Linked DNA regions of Mus musculus: region 1 is linked to region 2. A link is a loop called in an ENCODE intact Hi-C map of the cell type or tissue named here. Cell type or tissue: left cerebral cortex. All regions are shown on one strand. Each heading gives the region's core, and the rest is flanking DNA. Links, peaks and the distances in the headings are about the cores only. Region 1 overlaps Opa1 (OPA1, mitochondrial dynamin like GTPase). Region 2 overlaps Atp13a3 (ATPase type 13A3).

What was found. Hi-C counts contacts between places; a loop is a spot of excess contacts. Peaks named below come from ENCODE experiments on the same cell type or tissue, not always from the same donor. Only the 100,000 strongest peaks of a DNase experiment are listed, where the experiment ranks them.
Region 1: a loop joins it to region 2, with 3 times the contacts of the local background. A loop is called at or near these places in 2 of 42 quality-filtered maps.

The regions. Positions count from the first base shown.
Region 1 is chr16:29,607,848-29,620,230 of GRCm38, reverse strand. Opa1 (OPA1, mitochondrial dynamin like GTPase) reads right to left here. Exons shown (of 29, transcript NM_133752.3): 9 at 11,765-11,878; 10 at 9,483-9,563; 11 at 9,303-9,377; 12 at 8,763-8,834; 13 at 8,581-8,680; 14 at 8,194-8,324; 15 at 6,195-6,267; 16 at 6,033-6,105; 17 at 5,067-5,182; 18 at 4,260-4,324; 19 at 3,540-3,616; 20 at 1,944-2,109. Among named protein-coding and RNA genes, the nearest start is that of Opa1, 35 kb to the right of the region's middle. In left cerebral cortex, for the core only: no CTCF peak of the experiment used is centred there; DNase peaks (open chromatin) are centred at 5,055, 5,378 and 5,727.
Region 2 is chr16:30,327,314-30,339,696 of GRCm38, reverse strand. It overlaps Atp13a3 (ATPase type 13A3), which reads left to right. Exons shown (of 34, transcript NM_001128096.1): 24 at 5-84; 25 at 1,028-1,070; 26 at 1,156-1,265; 27 at 2,099-2,195; 28 at 3,435-3,507; 29 at 5,770-5,938; 30 at 7,311-7,498; 31 at 10,653-10,741. Among named protein-coding and RNA genes, the nearest start is that of Gp5, 23 kb to the right of the region's middle. In left cerebral cortex, for the core only: no CTCF peak of the experiment used is centred there; a DNase peak (open chromatin) is centred at 5,886.

The DNA.
Region 1 (12,383 bases), core at 1,515-9,514, 720 kb after region 2:
GCGCAGTGGCACCTTTAGTCCTGTCACTCTGGCAGCAGACAGAGGCAGGTGATCTCTGTTAGTTCAAGGCCAGCCTGGTCTACAGAGTGAGTTCCAGGACAGGTGAGGTAACACATAGAAGCACTGTTTAAAAATGCTGCCAATTTTAAAAACAGATTTCACAAACACACCTGTACCTCCAGTGCTTGCGAACAACTTGGAAATGATCAAGTCACACTTGCACAGGACGCCACTCGCTGAGCCGAGCAGGGTTGGCTCCTCTAGGTGACCCCTACACCCCGAGTCTGCCAACACATTTACTTCACTTATTTTAACCAATAACACATCTGAGCCTGCCTGCTGCTTCCACACAACTCCAAGCTGAAATGGTTACTCACTGAGTCCGTCATCTTTACATTTGTGCCTGTAAGCAAAGATTCCTACCAAGGCTTCAAGCACTAAAAGGTATTTATAAGCTTTGTGGTTCGGCTAACTTTTATTCATCTCAGCTGTGAAAGGCAGACCACAGGGCAAAAGTAATTACAAACTGAATGGACATCTAGATGGTGGGGTATGGGGTTTAGTTTTGCTTGCTGTACACTTGAGGCAAAGCCTCCCCAGAGTTAGGGTTACAGGCAGGCACCACCACACCCTGTGAAAGATGGGAATGAGCATATAGCTTCGTATCCTCAGCAGCTCCACTCCTTCCCTCAGCATAAAGCCCAGGGCAGAAAGTAGAAAGACAGAGTTACCAGTGCCATGGTGACGATGACTAGTTTCACCATTGCAAGTTTGGGACATTTGTAAATGTCCCATCTCAGGACACACCCAGAACACTGTGAAGAGGCTCCCCAGTTATTTTCATGGTAAGTCAAGAAATGACCAGAGTTCAGAACGTGCAACATAGGCAGAGGCTGCAAAGGCTGCTGGGAGCAGACACACACACACACACACACACACACACACACACACACACACACACACACACACACAGCCATTATAGAGGCTCAGGAAGGCAAGAACAGTGCTGAAGAAGTCAGCTTGGACAGGACAGCCTATGCCATTTCCAAGGCAGGTATGAAAGATAAAATCACTAAATCACTTTTAGTATTGACCACAAGGTTTTTTTTTTTCCAGGCAGGGTTTCTCTGTGTAGCCCTGGCTGTCCTGGAACTCACTCTGTAGACCAGGCTGGCCTCGAACTCAGAAATCCACCTGCCTCTGCCTCCCAAGTGCTGGGATTAAAGGCGTGCGCCACCACTGCCCAGCTGACCACAAGTTTTTGAGCAACTCTTCTGAGTCCAGGACAAACTGGCTCTCAGCTGGAATGGGAGGCTGGACAAACGCTGATAATGTAGATAATCCTGAGTGGTTACTATGAGTGGGCAGGTGTTACCTGAGTATTTTACATATTAACTCATCTAATTCTGATAGCAACCCTGGCAGGAAGGCTCATTCTCAGATGAAGCGGCAGGAAGGTTAAGCAAGTAGGGCAGCTATCAGTCTTCACGTGGTTGGGCAAAGACACCACGGGGCAGAAATGGATTAAGGTGCTTTTATTTTGTAAGCAATTCCTAGTCAACACTAGTGAGACCCTAACTGAATGCACATGTAAGCGTTACAGGTCCTGGAGAAAATGTAAACGCAGTAATGTTTAGTCCATTTACAGAAGCTCAATTCACAGGTCTAAAATATTTCACCTTCAAGGCAGTTTTGCTGGTTGTATTAAATGATATCTGTGGCAGGAGAAGCAAGGCCTTCTGGCATCCTGCTTAGTAAGCTTTCATGTTAGCAGCAACTGAGAACAATGCCAAATTAGCTCCAGCAGAGAAGCAGGAGCCGAGCACACATGAAGGGTTATGGCTCCAGAGGAAGACAGTGACTGTGAGGGTGGACAGACCCACAAGCCACAGCACCTAGGGCCTCCAGACAATGCTTCTTACCCAGTTACATTATATCCTAACCTCGACTGCTTTATTAGGAAGCTGCTTGTCAGTCCACTGTTTAAGCTTGATGTCTACTGTGGTGTTAAATGTTCCCGAATTCATGGTCTGGGCAGCTGGAAGGTAGATGTTCTCAATCACATGTGTTGACACTCGTTCCCACAGGGATTGCTGCAGGATTTCCTCCCTGAGATTGAAAAGAAGGGTCAAGAAAGCCAATATAGCATGAAACGTTTGTAAAAACACGAGCAGCAGCAATTACCTACACATACTTGAAGGGTTGAAAAATTTGAGATATGTATATATCTATGAATCAGAGAAATCAAGAGATAGTTTCTATCATCTATTTTGAAGGATATTTTGTGTTAAGAGTGATATATTTTTAAATACTACAGGCTTATTAGAAGATAACCGAGGCATGAGTAATTTGTTAATTAAAATACACTTAAAAATTTCCAGTCTTTTTATATATAGTTCATTTGAACGACCTGTAGTCTGTCTTGCTGTTGATACAAGGTTACCCATGGAGCACAGGCTACCTCAGAATTTGTGTTTCTCCTGCTTCTGGCTCCTGTGTGCTGTGATTACAGGCATCTGCTATCATCTAGTCTGTTTGCTTTTAATGCCCTGTCGCAATAAGTTTAAGAATGCCTATATTTAGGCTGGAGAGTTGGCTCAGTGGTTAAGAGCACTGACTGCTCTTCTAGAGGTCCTGAGTTTAATTCCCAGCAACCACATGGTGGCTCACAACCATCTGTAATGGGATCTGATGCCCTCTTTTGGTGTGTCTGAAGACAACTACAATGTACTTATATATAATAACTAAAATTAAAAAAAAAAGAAAAAAGAATGCCTATATTTACGTAAACATAAATTGAAGATGATAAATTGAAAATGATAGCTTCCCATTGGATTCATATGACAAATTCTCAAAGGGATCAATCTACTACTTAAAAAAGAAATCTAAGTAGAAAGGAATTTAAAAAAAAAAGTAACACATAGTGGGTCTGGAGAGCAGGTGCTGTGGTTAAGAGCACTGGTGGCTATATCAAAGGACATGAGTTCTAGTTTCAGTATCCACAGGGCAGCTCAGAACTGTATGTAACTCCAGTTCTAGAGGCTCAGGGTTCTATTCTGGCCTCTGTGGGCAATAGATACATTCAAGCAAAATGCTCGTATACATAAAATTAAAAAGATGTTATTGTGCACAGCTCAGCACATAAACATTACAGAAATCACCAGTTCTGCTCTGAAATGAGAGCTAAAAAGGCATATACCATTTTTCTTTTACAGAACAATGTTCTCTAGGATGCTATTCTCCATTAGTAATAACCAGTCCTGACTAGTAATTTTGTGGCAATTTCATGAAATTATGTGTAAATGACTCTACAGAAACCTCAAACCTGTGTCTGTTAAGATAAGCTGAAGGCAAAGCCAGATTCAATAGGAGCCTTGAGTAAGCTACCGTGTGGCCATTCAGTTGACAGTCTACAGCTGCAGCTGTGTTTTAAGGAGACACTTCACTCTCTGGCCTACTTCACTGTGAACACCGGCAGGAAAACCCACTGCTTTCGTCTATGCTGAGGGAAAGCCATGGAGGAGAAGACGAGCACTCACCAGTGCTTTGGCGTGACCTGGCTCAGACTGATGACCTCATCGAGGATCTCATTTTTAGCTTTTTCAAAGAGTTCATTCTAGGCAACAGAGATAGAAATTAGCACTGTCGTGAGACACTACATTTGTCCTGTCATGCCCTTCAGAGATACCCAAAAGGAGGGCACAGATAGGGTGGTCCCCCAATCTCCTTTAGGAATGCCATTACTCAGGTAAGGACTGAGAGGCAGGCCCACTGTCTACCCTTTTCAATTCTCATTGCAGTTTTTAAAAACATTTCCACATAACAATTACTAAAGAAACAACACACAAATCAGTGATCAGTAATATTCAGTTAATGCTGGGTTGTACAACTAATGCTACTTTAAAATCAAAGAAAAAGAATATTTAATTCCCATTAAATAGACCATATTTCCAAAGTAAATACCAAGAAAGTAAAAGGCTAATATATAGCTAAAACCAAAAATGAGATTACATAGGCATACATCAATAAGACTACTAAAAAGTTCATGCCTTTCTCAGAAAACACTTTAGCATGTTTTATACCTTACGGTCCCTGACTATTTGAAATGTTACAATCATTATTATTATTATAGAAAGACAACTCTTCCTAAGTAACCATCCATACAACCACAGAACTCAGCTCTCAGGGCAACAAGAGCCCTGACGGAACAGTGAGTGAAGCAGCTGCAGGACCCGCCTGAGGGGCATTTGGACCATTACCCTGTCGAGCTCTCGCAGGCGCGGGTAGTTATTCTTCCATTCCGTCTCTAGGTTAAAGCGCGTGGCTGTGGAGAAAGCAAGATGCTCAGGTCCGACTGCCCCATCTCCAGACACAGAGGTTGAAGGCCTACTTCTCTATCTTCTTATTAGCCAGGGTTCTGAGAGTTTCTGCGCTCCAACATTCTGAATTTTATTACTACAGTTATCTAAACTCTTTGCCTTACTTGTAGTTTTATCTGCTTCATTTTACAAGTCCACAGCTGTAGCAGTTTAGTGCAGCTGCTAGGAAAGTGAAGTCTGGCCCTGTAATTGAGATCATGGGTCTAATGCTACTGACACTGGTCAGATAAGTTACTCTGCATCTTTGCCTTCTCGTCTGTGAAATGGAAATAAAGATAACACAGACTTGCTGTGGTTCTAAGTGGAATGAATAATAAATCCCCAAGGGCAAGTGGGGAGAACCTATTCCCGCTGGATGAAACTACAGAAGTAGACTTGGTGCAGAGGGTGGCTACAGGGAAACAGTCCAGTGTAGGGCTTCCCAGAGTCTCCTCTGTCAGGGAGGGTCCAAGTTCTCTACATGCCACTGAGCTTTCTCTCAACACTACCGTAAGCCTGCTGCTTCTGACAGGGAAAGTCAGTTCTTGTACAACAGAGGGTTTGCGTCTCTCCATTTTCAATATATTGTCCAAACGTAAATCAAGTACTTGCAGACTGAGAAAGGAAGTAAAAACATCTGCTGAATTTGGAAGACTGTCAACTGTCACATGGCTGGATTTGTAGACTTGCTTTAAGAAGGCAGCTTACCTTTAAAACTATCAGCCTGTTGTTCAACTGACTCTCGAACCATTTTCCAAAAGCAGTCTGACACAGCAAGGCTGAGATTTCTCGTGGTGACCTGGTGTGCCTTTAGCATGCTTGTCCTACAGGAGACCAGAGCTAAAGTGTGTCAGAATGACAAAGGAGCGCTTACCTCACACTAACACTGCCCCGGCAGGCTTTCTGCCGGGAAGAGAATGGGTCTTGTCTGAGCTGTCCAGCAAGGCAAGCAAGTACTGAGCTCTGAAGTCCGTGACTGTGGGGCTGAAGGGATGGCTTTTGTCTACGAGACACTGGTCAGTGTGGTGAGTGCACGTGACCAGTGAGCACAGCAGTGGACAGTATAGTACTACAGGCTTGTGGCTTCCGTCCCAGTAAAAAGAGAATCCTGGGCAATGCTTGCAGGACTACGTGTGCAGGAACGATTCTTACTTCTGGACTAATCTGAGGCAGGCATGTTTCTCTATTTCCAGACCTCTATGTAGACATTTTCTGTATAATTCAATTGCTCTTTTAGTTCTTCCATTTCGCTTTGTGGTTTAGCATCTTACTTTTCTGTCAGTTGCTTCCAGTATCTACTTAGGAATATCCTGTCGCCACCTCCCACTCCAACTTTTTCTATTATTATAAGAGGAGTGTGCACACATTTTTTTTTATGTGCACACATTAAAAAAAAACATTAATTAAAAAAATCACTTTCTAGGGAAAACAACATGAGAGGTGTGAGAATTGTCTCTGCTCACATCCACAGAGGCAGTCTACCGTACCATGTGATAAACTGCTTCCAAATCTGTCTAAGAGTACTCAAGGACAGCCCCATTAGACATGCACCCCCACGCAGATAAATGGCTAACAGTAAGCTAACTGCTATAAGACATGATTGATAAAGCGGAAGCAGTTCAGGGTAACAAGCTCTCATTGTAAAGTCGTTGAATATTGTAATATGACACCTACTTTAGCAGTTTTGAATTCTGAAAAAATTCCTCTTCATACTCTCTTATAGCTTCAATACTTTCAGAGCTGTTTCCTAGGAAAGATTTTCATCAAGAAAATTAATCTTTATTATCTGAAACAACAAAAACTAAAAGTAAGTTATAATAATCCACCTTTGCATACCTTTTCCTGTTACGACAGCAAAATAACCCAGAGCTTTCATTGGGAAGAGCTTGCCTTCAATTATCTGTTGTATCTATGTCAATAAATTGGAAAAATAAATGTGAAATATAGGCTCACTTCACTTTTCAACGTACAACATTCGATTTAGAAAGCAAAATGTTAAAAACTCTAGACATGTATTATTTACTAGCATACGCATCTGTACTCAAAAGCATACAAATGTGCTCTCATTGTTATCTGAGGGAAATAGATTTACCATAGATATGCTGAAAATGTCTTATAAATGTATATACATGTTTATACGAAGATTAAAACTGGAATGGTTCATAGTGCTTCTGGTCAGACCCTGTTTGGGGTTCATCCTCTGCCATTCACTAGTATGTGACCTTAAGTAAATGAGTCATTTTAAATAAAAGGTTATAGAGGTTTTAAGATAATGACACTTAGTACAGTTGATGGCACAGAGAAGCACTCAGTAAATAGCTTTATTACTTTTCTTTATAGTTTCTTTGAATATTTAAAAATTTAAATCCTATGAAATTAAAGAATTACATTTGTTCTCTGTATATGTATGTGTGAGAATTCTTATGGAGAGAGGAAAACAACTATGGAAGTTAGCTCTCTCTTTCTAGGGATCCAACTCCTGTCAGATTTGCTACAGCGCCTTTACCTGCTGAGACATCTTGTGGTCCCAGATTACCTGAATTCTAACTAAGTTGGATTGCTTTTTATTCATTTTTCTTCATATCTACTTAAAGTAACATATTTTGGTGTTCAACTCTTTTAAAGATAAAAATCCTTTTCTGAGTGTGATAAAAACTATGGAGTCAGGACTCAGGAAAGCACATATTCACATAATCCATCATTCACACATGATGTGAGAATTTCTTCTTCTGGAGATGCGTTTAGATTAACACTGGGTGAGACAAGTTAAACCTGGGCTGAAGACTCAGGTCATTGCCACAGAAAAGCCTGAAGTAAGCTTCCATGGCATCTCAGATGAATTTCGAAGTGACTACTCCAGAGGAAAAAGGAATGGAAGCAACAGGGGAGAATAGAGGTTGCAGACACTAATTCTACCTAGCTTCGCCTTCTTTGCATGAGGACCAATACTGCCACAGCAATACTGCCTTGTTCTTAAAAATAAGGCAGACGGGTAGAGGCTCAAAGACAAATTGCTACAGCAGGCCTGAGGGGACAACACAAAAGGCCTGCTTGCTTTCTTTTGTCTGGCATTCTTGGGCAAGTAACACGGTATGTGCTAACTAGTTTTCTTCTAGGACTTTGAAATTTTGGCTACACCTCTGAGAGAAGGCTCCTGGAAACCAGAGGAGGATGCCTCTAGCCTGTATCCAGTGTATCTTCTCCTTCATGGCTCTGTAATGAATCTTTGAGGCTAGTATGACTATGTGGCAAGCCATGGGAGTCTGTCAAAAGAATCACTGCCTCTGGGGACCCTGACACAGAGGAAAGTCCCACAGGTATAAGGTGGGAAAGAGACATCCGAAGCAGTAGCAGTGGGGATGAGAACCCAACAGCATTGTTCTACAGGCAACTCTAATAGAATATGAATTTATCATTTGTAAACAAGCCAGGTACATAACACTTGGTGCTGGAGAACCATTCTAATTACTGAGCATCATTTGACTATTAACTCATCACAAACTATGAGATCATATTATAAATGTCTTCATTCCTACCAGATGAGGAGCCTAAAGCACCGAAAAGCTGAATAACTTACCCCAAGATCACACAGCAGCAAATGGTAGTGCCAGGACTTGGAGCTAAGCAAATCTCCTTCAACTTTACCATGTGTACCTTAAAGAGTACAGGTCTTAAGCCAGACCTGCCCCAGAAAAAGCCTACATTTTCAACTCGAGGGAAATAGCTGAGTTGGTTAAGTGCTCACCTTGCAAATTCAAACACCTAATTGAGATTCCCAGAATCCATATGGGGAAAACTTAGCCTGTGTACCCTCCTCCCCTCCTCTTATTCTCACCCTGCTTGGACTGGCTACATTTTTTTCTGCCAGGTCTACTTTGGTCAAAACAAATATGGTTCTTCTTCCATGAGGATCCATTTGACTGACCAAGTCTGTAACAATACTGCGCTCAGCATCTACGGATCCGTCTGAAAAAGAAAAACAACAGTGTAATCATTACTGATTATAAACATTTAGTCATAATATATTTATTTTAGGAGTGTAGCCAATAAAAATTCCAATGATGAAAAATAGCAGAAACTTCCCAGCTTAGATCCCATTTGTTGACAGAATGAATAGGAGAGGTGAGAACATGTCTGCCACGTGTGCTTATATGCATACGCTGCTGCCATGCTTCAAGAGCAAGAGGAAAGCATGGGGCAGTGAGAATCTGCTGGGGTTTACCTTGGATGCACAGGATGATGGCGTTAGGATTCTGCATGTAAGCTTTGCTGATACTGAAAATAGTTTCCTTTGTGTCGGGAGCCATGCCTGATGTCACGGTCTTGAAGAAAAGGTTTTAAGAGTCATTACAGATAGCTTTCCGGGCAGGAATCAAATGGGAAGTATCTTGCGTATGTACTTACGTTGATGACACCAGGCAAGTCCACGAGCACCATCCTCTGCAGCCCAGGGCCTTTGACATTTAGAGATATGGTCTATTCAGGAAGAGAAAGAGCAAGCTCTTGGGGTGTCTTAAGAATATTAAATATTCTGAAAATTCTCTATCTTCTTCATTTAGATATTTATTTCAGAAAAAAATCTATTTTCTTTTGGTCCCATAGAAATTATTCTAGAAAATTCACCCCACAATGATGTTTGGAACATTTAAAAACTCTGCTGAGTGTGGTGGCACACGCCTTTTATCCCAGCATCAATGAGGCGGATGGAGCTCTGTGAGTTCAAGGATAGCCTGGTCTACATAAGTTCTAAGTCAGCCGGGGCTGAAAAGTGAGATTCTGCCTCAAAAGAGAAAAGTAAATTAAAAACTGAAAAAAAAAATGTATCTATACATGTTGGAATAGCTATAATCTAAATATCATATTAATATCCATATCCATATTATTAATATCCATAAAAACTTCATAAAAACCCAAATCTTGGCTGAAATGAATTGCTGGCCTTACCTCGGGGCTAACAGTACAACCTTCTTTCACATTTTTCCTCATTCGGAGTTCGATTTCATGTCTTAATGCTGCAAGCTATTAATGGAAAAGAACAAAGTCCTAAGACAATTATCATGACAAATACTCCACTTCATGGGGTTCTAAGGCGACATAGAAGAACCTAAGGTGAAGTCTACTTACATCTTCCTCCTTGGTGAGATCAAATTCCCGAGAGCTATCTTTAAACAAGGCCACATGGTGAGGGCCTTCACTGAGAGTCACCTGAAAGGACAGACATACACAATGATACCTTACAGTAACATTAATCACAGCACCTGGACAGTCCAGACAGGGCCAATCCCTGCACCTTCATGGTATGCTCAGGTGCAGTCAAGCACGGTTGCTCGGCACTGTCACTTTGAAATGAGATGGTGGCTTCTCAGTCTTTTAGGACCTAGTGCTACTGGCCTTTTTGCCTTTGGGCAATACTCTGAAGACAAGCAAGAACAGAAACCAGCTCTCTACAGCTTGAAGAATTCAAAGAGAAGCCAACATTTAATTTGAGATGATTTCAGGGAGAGGACAGTTCATTTAGCCACCACTGTTCAGTAAGTTCACTACACAGATGGGGTCACAGATGGGGAAACACAGGGCTGACTGCCTCTGCTTCAGATCTCACCCCACAGACAGGCAGAGTGTGGTCAAAGCTATGGTACCACAGCACAGACTGACCCTGGCTGCCAGGAGTCACAACAAACTTCTTAGGAGAGGCATTGGGGAGGAATAGTTCACAACAGAAGTGACAGCGAGTCATTTTACAAGGGCTTCCAAACTTGATGTCCCTTAACTTTTAATGCATATATCCCAAGGTATCATAATTATACTATTTAACTTTAAAAATGTATTTGTGGGCTGGAGAGATGGATCAGCAGTTAAGAGCACTGACTGACTGCTCTTCTGAAGGTCCTGAGTTCAAATCCCTGCAACCACATGGTGGCTCACAACCATCTGTACAGCTACAGTGTGCTCATATACATAAAAATAAATAAATAAATCTTTAAAACAATGTATTTGCTTACACTGAGATAAGCTAAGCAAGTTACACAAGAAAAGAGAAACCAGCTGCTGGAAGAACTATCCCAAAGGCCTTGGGGGATTGTCCCTACAGCTATTTTCCTTGGAGTACTTGCTGATCTATGGTGCTGGACAAAGGGCTAAGAAAAAAGCTTAAACTCTATGACAATTGCACTGTCAAACAAACCAAAATAAGTAAACAAACAAACAAACAAGTAAATAAAAAAAAAATTGGAATTCCGGGTGTTAAAGCAATTCAGGGTGTTAGCACCTCAGGTGCTAAGATCCTAGCAAAAAATGAACTGCCGAAACGAATCACCCAAAAAATGAATCCTTCATCTTATGTGCTATGTCCCTTCAAGACAGGGATATTTAGAAACCAAGCAGAAAGCTGGGTTAAAGAAGCCAAAATGCTAAGCCCAGATTTGCCAATTTCACTGCTCTCAGGAGACACAAATAGGAGTTTATCAACAGCAGGCAATGGCTTGTCTGAAGGCAACCTGCCTCCCAGGTTAATTTCCTGAAGTATCACACACAGGAAGGTGACCTACCACCAAAATAAACTTAATTAAAACATCAAGATATTTGTTTATTTGGTAATTTGGCTGCACAGCTCTCAAGTGTTCTATATATAATACCACAATGTCAAAAGTTTACTCATGCCTGGTAGGTCAGGCTGGCACATATTAAGAGCTGAATAAATATTCATACTTTTTTTTGTTTTTCGAGACAGGGTTTCTCTGTATAGCTCTGGCTGTCCTGAAACTCACTCTGTAGATCAGGCTGGTCTCGAACTCAGAAATCCGCCTGCCTCTGCCTCCCAAGTGCTGGGATTAATGGCGTGTGCCACCACGCCCAGCTATAAATATTCTTAATAAAAGAGTCTACAGCCATTTACTTTCTTCCTGTCTCTATTGGTGAGTTGTTAGCGGTTTTATATATTGCACGGCTTACTTACATGCACACATGCATACACACACACCCCTCCACACACACACACACGCCCCTCCACATAAACCCCCCCCCCCCAAAACTCCTTTATCCCAGTGACTCTGTTCTTGTAATGGTTTCCTCCTACCATTTTTTTCTAGCTTAACAGATCATGATAACCGGCATATAAATACTATAGGAAACTATCTACATTTGATGACACCACTTGCAATATTCTCATTTTCTGAGAGCAGCCTCTTTATGTGTCTTATTCCAGATAATATCAAGAGGCCTTCCAATGTCACGTAGACAGCCACTTCCTTTACCACCTCTCTTCACTCCCTCTCAGCTCTGGACATGTGTGTGCCCCTAGCTGTGCCCCCTACTAATTCCCACAGTGGGACTAACCCCCAAGGCTGTGTGAGAGCCCCCTTTAGCTGTGTGAGAGCCGTCGGTGGGACGCCTCCCTCCCTTCCCACCTTCACTGGAGAGCGTGTCATCATCTCGCCGGACCCTCTCGGGAAGATCCGGGCCTGAGCAATCATTTCCAGCACACTGGTTTTCCCAGCACTCTGATCTCCAACCACAACAACCTATCACAAGACAAGGAGCATACATTAGTTCTCTTCTGATACCAAATTAAATGTATGTAGGGTTTGAATGTTATCATTTAAAACATATTTTAAGATATTTAGAGCCAAAAAAAGTGTTTGTTTGTTTGTTTTCTTTTTTTTTTGAAAGAATGAAGTTTGATGCATGTAGGTACTCTGGAGATACATATAGCAAAAGAATTAATTGGCTCCACTATTTACATTCAAATTTTTGTTTTGAAAACTATGCCAATTGAAAGTTATTTCTAAAACCAGATCATTAACTTTCCACAAATATTTTCCATAACCAGTTTACATTTTACAAACATACTTTTGGATTCTGTTAGACTAAATTTCATCCAAACGTTTACAGTTTTTGCCTAGGTATTTTAACACTATAATGAATGTATAATGGCAAATATCTGACATTTTTCTTCCAAAACATATATATTTGCTTTTATGGTCTCCAAAATAAGGAACGAAGCAATGCTTTGTATCTGAGGTATCA
Region 2 (12,383 bases), core at 1,808-9,807:
ATAGTTGATGTTGCATGGTACTGTGTTTGCTCGAATGGCACCGGATCAGAAGACACAATTGGTGGAGGCATTGCAGAACGTAGAGTAAGTATTGATGGGCTTTTATGGTTCTTTTCTTACGAATTACAATTTCACTTTCAAATTCTGGATGGTAACTGATATTTCTTTATATATAAGCTAAGTATCCTTAATCCAAACACCTGAAATATGAAGTGCTTTAAAATCTGAAACTTTTTGAGTGTCACAGTAGAAATTGAAGCAAATATTTTAAAATATGAAAAATTCCAAAAATCTGAAACACTTCAAATGAAAAGTATTTAAAGTATGGGCACATGCATGTGAATGTCTGTGTGTAAAGAATTGTTACCTATCAAGTATGTATTTTTAAAATAAATTCACTGACATATTTATCTGGGTAATGTATCCACAGTTCTTTCTTAAGGTTGTACCCTCATTAATTGGTGCTCTTTTTAATTGAAATGTATGTACATGTATGTTCTTTGTTACAAACAAACCTACTCCCCGTTCCCTGTGGTCTTCCTTCCGCTTCTCCTCCACAATCAGATTTATTCTTTCTTCCTCCTTCAACCTGATTTCAACTGATTTGTCCACTTAGTGCTTGTATGTATATGGGTGTATAACAAAGAAGTGACTTTATCGTTTGAACTTCGGGGTTTCAGGCCTTCAACTCTCTCACACAAATGCATTTGGGTCATGCGTGGCTTTGGAATTTTAGTAACTAGTAATGTTTGAAGTTTCCAAGGGAGAAATCTTTACTCATAACACCAAAAACTGTTCAGGTTCTTACCTTGCCCTCCAGGTAAGGAAGTTGAGACACCAAAATCATTTGTCCATGTGCAGCTCCACCCAGTGCTGTGAGGAGAACAGCAGTGTCTGATGACCTGGTATAAGGAGGACCACTTGTTTCATTTGTGTGTTAGCTCTCTGAGTCTGCTGGAGGCGAATCAACTTCTTTATATGTGAATTGTAAGAAATTAAAGTCTTAAAATCATTTTTCTTTTCTTAGCTACTTTGTTGGGATGTGCGGTGATGGTGCAAATGATTGTGGTGTAAGTACTGTTTTTGTGATTTATTTTGTAGTTTTTTAGCCTGAATCATTCACTGAATTAATCAGTTTTTTTTTTTAACTGTTAGGCTTTGAAGAGGGCACATGGTGGCATTTCCTTATCTGAGCTTGAAGCTTCCGTGGCATCTCCTTTTACTTCTAAGACACCCAGTATCTCCTGTGTGCCAAACCTTATCAGGTAATAAAGATCTGAAATTTTTATATTTTTTGAAGAGACCTTTTTAAAAAAATATGTCTTGCCTGAATGAAAGCATATGTACTGTGTTTGTGCCTTGTGCCCAAGGTGATTTATCATAAAAGTGTTTCTGAACCCCTGGAACTAGAGTTTTGGACACTTTTCAAGTTGCCATATAATATAGGTGCTATGAATCGAACCCCAGATCCTTTGGAAAAGCAGCCAGCACTGTTACTGCTCTTCAGCCCCAGAGAAAGCAACATTTCCACTATCCCCAACCCCCACCCCTTTGTAGCAAAGCTGGCCAGAAATTCACTGTGTAGCCTGGATGGCCTTGAAATTGCTGGGTTTGTTTGTTTGGTTTTTCAAGACAGGGTTTCTCTGTATAGCCCTGGCTGTCCTGGAACTCAGTCTGTAGACCAGGCTGGCCTCGAACTCAGAAATTCGCCTGCCTCTGCCTCCCAAGTGCTGGGGATAAAGGCTTGGCCACCACTGCCCAACAGCCTTGAATTTGTGATCCTCCTGTCTGTCTCGCCTTCCAGTGGCTGTGAGTACAGATGTGAGAGCTAGTATTCCTGGCTCAGAGTTTTACTATTTTATTCTGTCTTGTACTTGACTGTAGTAGAGTGAATTATCATGAAGAGCAACAGAACTTGTTTAATGCCAAGCCGTGGTTGAGCCTATGACACTCTTCCAGTTGTATTGCAACATACATTTTTTGATGGCCGAGAACTTTGTTGTAGATGTGAATGGTGATGTTTATCTGTCAGGATGGATGCGTGTTCTGAAGGACAAGCTAAGGTGCTGCCAGTCACATTCAACATTCTTATTCACAGGGAAGGTCGTGCTGCTTTAATGACGTCCTTCTGTGTGTTTAAATTTATGGCGTTATACAGCATCATCCAGTACTTCAGTGTTACTCTCCTGTATTCTGTGAGTACCCACACCACGCAGACATGTACTTAATGGTAAAGCACCAAAGATAGTGGGCCCGTGTCTTTGATTTTGAACACATGACCTAAAAAGGAAATTTATGCAGTTTATATAAAATTACCTTGAGGATTTGGGATACATGTTTCTTAAAGCCTTGCACTCATGGCTACAGCTTTGTGTGAAAAAAAAAATGTGTTATTTTGTTTGTTTGGTTGGTTGGTTGGTTTGTTGTTGTTCTTGTTTGTCTGTAGATTGGCTTTGCCTGTTCTGGGCAGGATTTCAAGTTTGTAATCTCATTATGTGGTTGAGGAGGGCCTTGAAGTTCTGACTGCTGTCACGCTAGGGATGGAGCATGTGCCATCTGTGTTACAGTTACAGGTCTAGTCAGCTTTGCTATGCATTTACAGAAATTTAAAAAAAGACATTTTGGTCATAAAACTATGCATTCGTAGAATGTAGACAGTAGTTGTGATAGGTTACTCTCTTACATTATGATTAACATGATTGACCTGTAATTTCCTGACTGACACTGTAACATTCTAAAAGTATCTTTGTGAACACTTCCTTTTATTATTTTCAGAAGTATCAGAAGGGAAGATTTTAAATAAGAAGAAACACTGACACTTGAATACTGAGTATTAGAATGTTAATTTAAATATTTTCAGTAAAAACTTGTTGCCAAAATTAAAAATGCTTTTGACAAATTTTAAAGTCAGACCTTTTATACTAAGATTTGACTTTGAAGTTATGTAAATAGGTTGTTATTGGTTAATTCCAGAGTCAGATGTTTTAAGTATGTTTCTATTGCTGTGATGAAACATCATGACCAAAAAGCAAGTTCGAGAGGAAAGGGTTTATTTAAAGGCTTATACTTCCAGATCATAGCCCATCCCTGGAGGTAGTCAGGATAGGAATTGAAGCAAGGCTGGAGTGATGCAGAGGCCATGGAGGAGAGCTGCTTACTTACAGAATTCAAGCCCACAAGCCCAGGTGTGACGCCATCCACAATAAGCTGGGCCCTTCCTTTATTGATTAGTAATTGAGAAAATGCCTTACAGTTGGATGTCACAGAGGCATTTTCTCAACTGAGGCGCCTTCTTCTCTAGCTTGTGGCAACTTGACACATTAAACTAGCAAGTACATACCATTTTGAAGGTGTCATTCCTGGGGAAAAACAAGACTGTAATCTGGTAACAGTGCTATGAAAATACTCTTAAACTTTCACAATTGCTTTTGTAGATCTTGAGTAACCTGGGAGACTTTCAGTTTCTCTTCATTGATCTGGCAATCATTTTGGTAGTAGTATTTACAAGTGAGTATTTTGCTTTTTTTGTGTGTCAGAGCATACAAATGTTTGAAATTATATTAAATTTTGGTAAATTTGCATCAACCATTTTATGAGTAAGTTATATTGGTCTAGTTTTCCTGTATATGTTTTATTACTGGTTTATATTTTTGCCCTATCTGTTTTCTAGATTGGAAGTGGGGTTTATCTAGTGTCTGTCTCTGTTTCTCTGTGTCTGTCTGTCTGTCTGTCTCTCTCTCTCCAGTTTTTGGAATGATTTACTTACACCAAAAGAGCCATAAAACACTTAACTGCTTACCTTACCCTTCTTGCTCGAATAATTATCAGGAGAGTATCCAACTCAACAATTATGTATTTGATCCTTTCTGCATTATTTTACTATCTTACTCTTAACTAATGATGTTATTTTTCTTCTTTATTGAAAATAGATTCCCTTAGTCCAAATCCTTTCCCGGGTCTCACCTGACCACTTCCTTTCCCATTTCCACCAGTCCCTAGACCAGCCTTAGAATCTATTCTATTTTCCTTTCCCAGGGAGATCCATGCTTCTCCGTGCTTCTTCTTCATAGTCCTCCTCTTTACCTAACCTCTCTGAGTCTGGATTGTAGCTTGATTATTATTTACTTAACAGCTCTGATCTATTTACAAGTAAATACAGACCATATTTATCTTTCTGGGTCTATGTTGCATCACCCAGAATGTTTTTTTTTTCTAGTTCCATCCACTTGCCTGCAAATTTCATGATGTCACTTTTTTAAAATCGCTCATATCTCATTGTGCAAATGTGCCAAATTTTCTTTATTCTTCAGTTGAGTGCCATCTAGGTTATTCTTAGTTTTTAGCTGTGGTAGATCAAGCTACAGTGAACATGGTTGAGAAAGTGTCTTTATGGTAGGATGGAGCATCCCTTGGGTATATCAAAATGCCAACTTTTATTTTGAGACTGGCTTTCTCTGTAGTCCTGGTTGTCTTGGAACCCGTTCTGTAGATCAAGCTGGCCTTGAACTCAGAGATCTGTCTGCCTCTGCCTCCTAAATGCTGGGACTAAAGATGTGTGCTTCCACCACCCTGCTTGCCAGATAATTCTTTATAGACCTTGAGAGGACAATTCTTCATATGGAAAAACAAAAGACCCAGGATAGCCAAAACAATCCTGAACAATAAAGGAACTGTTGAAGGTGTCAACTATTTACCATCCTTGATGTCAGGTTATACTACAAAGCTATATTAACAACAGCTGAATGATAGTGATGTACAACAGACATGTTGGCCAGTGGGTGATAGTGCATGCCTTTAACTCGGGCTATGAATTTCTCAAGGGGTATTACAGTGCTAATGCTGTATGTGCCCTTGTAGATTCTTCCTGTACAGAGAAACAAGATGTTAGTTTTTACTAGTGTTGGTACTAGCATCAAAATAAATAATAGGCATATGGCTTCTTCAATTAATAGGAATTTACAAATCTGTCCATACTGGAAATAAATATCTGGGAAATAAGTAAAAGCTGTTGAAAGAACTTGCTAGCTAATATGAGGACTATTTCATTTGACCATGAAGAGATCCAGGTCTTCTTATTTATATTTTAGGAAGATAATTCTATGTGGAGAACTATCCTGTGCATTGTAAGGTACACAGATGATCCATTGTTTACTGCATGTCTTCAATACTGTCAAAATTCCAACTACTTGAAATAGAGCCCTTGCCATATCTTTCCTGGGGTGTTAAAATTACCTCTGATAAGAATTACTGAATTAAAAAAATGGCTTAGTAGACTAGTCAATGACTAAGCAAAGTTTATCAAAATTTTGTAACAGTTGATGATATCAAAAGATAAATTTAGAAATGTTATAATGGAAAACTTGGTAGATCCCATGTGCTATCAGTTGGACTAATTTTCCTTTGAGTTACTGTTGTGTTCATAGAGCTTCAGACATGCTAGTATATCATTTAACTGGGGCTTTTTTCTCTTTCATCTTTATGTTACATTATGTTATGACACAACATTACATGGTTTTGCTGGAATTACAGGTGTGCACTACTCCCACACATTGCTTTATAGTTACTAGTTTTACTGGTACTAAGATTTTCCATGAGTTTCAGTGGAAAGGTAACCGTTACTGGAGGCATTTTTGAAATTAGAATTCTGAAAATTCGTTTACTTTTATAGATTATTTTAAAATGTATGAAAATTCTCACTTCCAAGAGTATTTAATTATGTCTTAGTAAGAAATTTAGATACAATTTTTTGTCCTTTCCTTTCAAATATAGTGAGTTTAAATCCTGCCTGGAAAGAGCTTGTGGCACAGAGACCACCTTCAGGCCTTATATCTGGGGCGCTCCTCTTCTCCGTCTTGTCTCAGATTGTGATCTCCGTTGGATTTCAGTCGCTGGGTTTTTTCTGGGTCAAGCAGTATAAAGTGTGCGATCCAAATTCAGAGTGAGTTGGTCGATCCATTGTAACAATTGTATAAGGTGACTATAAAAAGATGAGCCTTGAAATGTGTATAGAACTTGCAGCTTTTTTAAACACCTCAATAATTTTGTCTTTTTGTCATGATGACTTCTGTCTTTAGGAAAGAGTGTCTTAATTTTCTGTTCATCAGTACCACAGCCAAGTTATAAGGAAAAGGGCTTCGTCTTACCTCTGGATTGAGAAACTCATACTGTCTTTTTTGACGGTAGTGTTTCTAGCAGATGTTTCTAGACATCACACATTGAGAGACCTATTCTGATATGCTCCCCATTTCTCCATTATTACATGAATGAATTAATCTACCCATGGGGGCAGAACTCCAATCACCTCTTAAGTTCTCACCCAGTCTCTGCTTTTGCCTCTCAATGAGGATTAAATTTGAGTATAAACTATAGAAGACCATAGTAGAAAGTATCTAGGCAAAGAACCTGAATTTGCTTCTGAGACTTGCTTATCTCTAAAATGAGAAAAATTAGCATCAGGGTTCAGGAAGACCCTGATATAGTATAATGCTTCTAGGTTTTCTATTTCCAAGTTGAAGAAACACTTTTATTAAACATCATTTTAAAACATCCTGAAAGAATGTTACGTATTTACATATGAAGTCTTCTACTGGTTACAAACTGTAATGAATTAAATAAATGTGGATAATTTTGTCAACTCTTCAGTTGTGAATATTTTAATTTGCTTGATTGAGATTATCATTAACATTTTTAGCAAATTAAAAAAAACAACATAGTTTTCTTAAATGTATATAGGCATTGCCCATGCAAAGGAATGGACAAAATTGTTTTGAATCTTAGTGTCCATTTATAGAGGTTTAACATCTGTGTTTGTTGCAGTAACATTACTAATTATGTATGCCCCACAGTACTGTATACTTAGAAAAGGAGGGCAAGCCCTGACTAGCAAACATTGAAGGTTATCTTGTTGTCAGGGCTTGGCTACATATTAGCACAAGTCATCCTACAGTATAACCCCAGAGAAGTATGAGCCCTAGGTAAAGAAGTACAGTCACATGCATTAAGTAAGATAGTGTATCCCCGGTTAGCATGGGGTAGGTAGTACTACATTAAAGACAGACTTGTGGTCTGTTTACATTCACTCTGCTAAAATTCCAAATATGTTTTAAAATTATTTGATTATAATTTTAACTGATTATAATCTATAGCTGAAGGGTAAAGAATAACCTTCTGTGTATCCTCTGTGTTGCTGCACCTTTTGCTATGAATAGCATTTTACTTCTTTGTATTGTAATGATTTAAGGCATCTAAAATAACATTGGCCCCTTGGGAATATGCTGCTGTGTTCTTAATGGGATCTTTGTGTGTTCCAGTGTTTGTAATACAACAAGAAGCGCATGTTGGAACTCGTCACACTTATACAATGGGACTGAACTCGATTCGTGTAAAATACAAAATTATGAAAATACCACAGTATTTTTTATCTCCAGTTTCCAGTACCTCACAGTGGCGGTTGCCTTTTCAAAAGGAAAACCATTCAGGCAGCCTTGCTACAAGAATTGTAAGTGTGACATCATGATTTCCACCTTTCTCTTCCTTTACAACATTACAGAAAAGAAACCTGATCTTGGCAACATGCCAGCAATCCTACTTAGCCACATACATAGCCAGACCCTTCTCAAAAACAAAACTTAAGGGAAAAAAAAAAAAGGAATAAGTGAATTTAACTGGCAATTCTTTCATGGAGAGGCAGGTGTTTAATGTTTGGAATATTTACTGTCTTGTCACTTTCATGACCATTCCCACTCTTACGTTTAGATGATTCTGGTTTTCATAGCCTGTTACTTTGGGCCCCTTTTCTTTCTTTGAGTGAGTCCAGAGAATTGGGATTGGAAGCAGGGACCTGTAGGAGGCTCTGGGGAGACAGTAGGTGTGCTTTCCTCTTGAGTGTTCTTCACAGTATAGCTGCCTTACCCCTTACACTGTTGTCAAGGTCAGGGTCTGTAGAATTTCTAATTTTAATCACTTTTGCTCCCCATTGCAGAAGTGACCAACAGATTAGAGTTCTGTGTCTCTCTATGGGTTTCAATACAAATATCCAAAATTTTAGCTTTATAGACAAAACTTGGTTCGACATGTAAGTTGCTAGCTTTTGAAAGTAGAAATGGGAACAGTGAAATGGCTCTGAAGGCCACCTGTCCTGCCAGAAAAGCTTGACCTGAGTTCAGTCCTTAGAACATGTAAGTAAAACTGCAAAAAGAGACTGAGCTACATACACACAGATGCCTGTGACTTCCACATATATCCATGGTGTGTGTGCCAGTTGACACACAGTAATAATAATTTTAAAAATTGAAAACATTAGTTGATAATGGCTTTTGCAGTGTCATGGAGGAAGTGACAAGTGTTTGTGTGTAGCTGTGAAGAAATGTCATTGTTGAAGTCAAATGCCAGGACTAGATTTTAGACATCAGATGAGTAATACTCATTGGAATCTCATTCTCATTCTGGATTTGAGAAGCATTTCCACATGCATGGGTCCTCTCTGACCATATGCGCATGTGTGAACAGGTTAACATCGAAATAGGTCTTACTGGTAATTTTTCTGTTTTAGATATTTATGAACATTCATGTTACTTTGTAACTGTAACTGTTACGGAGATCTACTAGAAGCACGCCATGCTGCTTAGAACACTTTATAATATAACTAATGCTAACGTACTGAAAAGGTGAACCTTTTTGGAGGGGGTGAGTGGAGGCAATATTAGGGCTTAAACCCTAGGGACTCCCACCACAAGCTAGGTACCTATCATTGAACTATATCCCCAAGTCTCCTCGCTGTGGTGTAGCTTATGTAGGTTAGGCTGTGTAACTGAGCTTACTCGGAGCTTGTGCTAGGACTGCAGATGTTTGCAATCCTAGCACACATGTAACACTAGGGAGCTACCCTGGGCATAACACTTGCTGGGTAAAGCACTCTTGCAACTGAGCCACATCCCCAGCCCTTCCTTACTTAACTTTTCTTCTTTTTAATTAATATTATATGTGGAAGATAGATGACACCTTTTGGAGTCAGCTCTCTTCCATCTTTTACATGAGAGTCAGATTAGACTCAGGTCACCAGGCTTTGCAGCAAATGCCTTTACTCGCTACTTTTCCTTAGCAGATTTTGTACTTATAATTCTCCTGCCTCATTCTCCTGAATTTTGAGATTGAAGATAGAGTGCTGTGTCCAGAAACAATAGTTTTCTTTTCTTTTTTCTCTATTTTGATTTTCTCTATAGTTATGAAGAAACCTAGCCCCCAGGTTGGTATCAAATTAGGAAAATTAGCTGTAGTGATCTAAGAATACATTCTACCCTATCTATACTTACACTTTCGTGAGTGAGTGAGTGAGTGAGTGAGTGAGTGAGTGAGTGAGTGACACGTCAAGCAGGGACAGTTGTAGGGGTGAACTCAGGAATGTACAGATTTCCAGGCAAGTACTCTACCATAGAGCCATACCTAGGTTTGTTTTTGTTTTGTTTTGGCAGAGCTGGGTTTAAAAGTGTGTGCCCCCAACCCCGCCACCACCTTGCTCAGTTTTAAGCTACTTGTTTTAAAAGTACATCTTTTACATGATTGGGAGACTTCAAATTTATCTTCTCATTTAGTTTTCAGTTGATTCAAATAAGCACTTTATTGTTGACAGTGGCACTGATTTAAGTATACTAAACTATTTCAGCAGAGATATCATAAAAACACTTTATTTCCTGTAAGCTTTGTTCCTGCAGAGGGTATAGAGGAACCAATATAGTTGGCCATATATTTCTGCTAGTTTCTCTGTTTTCCTGTTAGTACTATAGATTGCCAGTGAAAGTCTTAGAACAGTTCTTTGCTAAGGCTATTCAGTTGTTCTCTAGATCTAATCAGTGTAATATATTATTATACTTAATTTGAGATTTTTGTCTGTACTGTTATTAATATTTGTCTTGGGTGTAGAGGCAATCTTTCTAGAGTGATATTCGCTTCTAAAATTAAACCTACTATCAGTGTAGCTTCAGTTTTCAACCTTAGTTGTTATATATGCATAATTGTGTTTGTGCTTCCATTTCAAGTATCATGATGGTTCACACTTAAGTCTCAGCTATCATTTCTCACCAGACTTTGCTTCTTTGTTTGAGGCAGGGATCTGTAGCTGAGGGGGGCATTGACCCTCTGATCTTTTACCTCCAAAGTTGTGGCTTTGAAGCTGTTACCACTATGCCTGGTAGTTTCAGTTTTGTCACAGAAACTGGTTGGATTTTTTGGTCCTTGTGGAATTTGGTTTGTTTGTTTGTTTGTAAAATCCAACTTCTGTCTTTGCCTGTGAAGATGTTATTACTAAATTTAGTGGTCAGAGTTTCGCTATGTGTTCCTGGCTAGCCTGGAACTCAAGATCTGTCCACATCTGGAATGCTGGGATTAAAGCATATGCCACCATTATCTGACATATATTTAAGGTTGAAGGGAATAGATTTAAATGTATCTAATAAATCTGGAGGCGGAAGAGGAGGAGGCTATGCAGGATGTCTTATACTGTAGGTAATAACAGTATATGCTTTTTATATTTCATGAACTTAAATAGAGGTATTCAAACCAAATTGTATGTTTGAAGTATTTGTATGCTTCTTGGTGTTTGGCACTTTTTAATTTAAGGGAAATGCCTAATTTTATTGTTTGCTTTTCTTTTCCAGATTTTTTTGTTATATCTGTGATTATTTTGTATGTTTTCATATTATTCATCATGTTGCATCCAGTTGCCTCTGTTGACCAGGTTCTTGAGGTAAGGCTAAGCACTTCATTCATTACTTGTCATGGTTGATGGGAACTGGGAAACAGTAGTAAGACATTGATAGAAAGAAAGTCATTATTAGTATCATGTGGAGTGTAGACAGCTAAATAAAGATTAAATAAACTACCTTTATTTTTTCCAGTATTGCTTCTTTCCCTATATCTAATATATAGTTGTATTTACCAAAAGACACTCTAAAAGAATGGGCATAGTTAAAGTAGATTTTATTGATTGATTATACCTGTGCAGTTCATTGACCCATCCTTTCCCATGTGTCTTCTGTGGTACATCTGTGATGTATCAGTTCCCAAGTGTGGACTTTGTGACTTTCATCCTGTTGGGAGCTTTATATTTTGTGTTTTGAGTTCTCTTTTATCTTTTTTCTTTGGTAGTATCAGATTGTCCAAATTATTATGACTTTGTTAGGAGTCTTTATGTATTTCAGATCAGGACTTATGCTGCAGCCTCTTGTTGAATCATCAAGATAGTTTTATCTATTGGGTATTTCTTTTTAAATTTTAGATTGGGCTTGTTGGGACCCAGGAAAAGCACTTAGGGTTAGAGTTGAAATGCTCAATAAATTCAGAATACAATCAGTTCCCTTTTCTGTGAGCAATACCTGTTTTTCATGTTGTGTTAGTTACTTCTCTCGTTCCCATGAATAACTGATGAGGAAAGACTTATTTTGGTGCACTGCTGAGAGATACTGTCTTGTCAGGGTAGGTGATGAGTACTAGTAGAAGTTTGAGGCAGTTGGTCACATTGCATTGGCAGTCAGGAAGCAGAGAGAGGCTCTGTGCTGACTGCTTTGGACACTGGCCAAAGAAGTTTCTTGGACCAAGATTGAGAGCAGCCCTATTCAGTGGAAATAGACATATTTAGAAGGCTCACATCCATTTATTCAAAACAGTAGGATTAAATTCCCCCTAGGGATTGTGACCTGGCCAAGCCATGGACCAGGTTTACAGCCATCAAGTTTGCAGTGAGATCTGCCCTATAGAGTAAGCCTGAAATCTACTCAGAGTAGTTGGTTACCCCAAAACCTTTGTGTACTAACTAGTACATAAATCTTTGCATTCCAGGTCCACTGCTGAATTTTCAGATCAGTTTCAGCTTGATTTCTTTGTGTTAAAATTGAAGTGTTGTATCTTCAGCAGTTGAGTCTTCTAGCTGTGGTGAATGAGCAGTGGTTGTAGTCTGTGTTGGTGGAGGGACCTCTAGGGAAATAGCCCGCACCTGACACTGAGAATATCATATATTTTATGTCTTCTGGAGGAAGCAGTGTTCACCTCTGCATGGTACTTCATTCAAACCCATTTTTTTCTTAAAAACAAAACATATATATGTTAAAGACAGTTGTGAACTTTCATGTGGGGTTCTGGGACCTGAAGCTCCAAGAGCAGCAAGTGCCCTCAACTGCTGAGCCATTTCTCCAGTTTCTGTAGGTTATGTATATTGTTAATTAGCTTACAAAGAGTAGATGTCCATAAGGCTATTTTCTTAGCTCACCCCTAACTCCCTCTTCCTCCCCATCTCCCTACCCCTGCTGAAACCTTTAACCACTAATATTATTTCCCACTACTTTCACATTACATATGTTCCACTACCTCCATTCCCTATAAGGCCCCCTTCT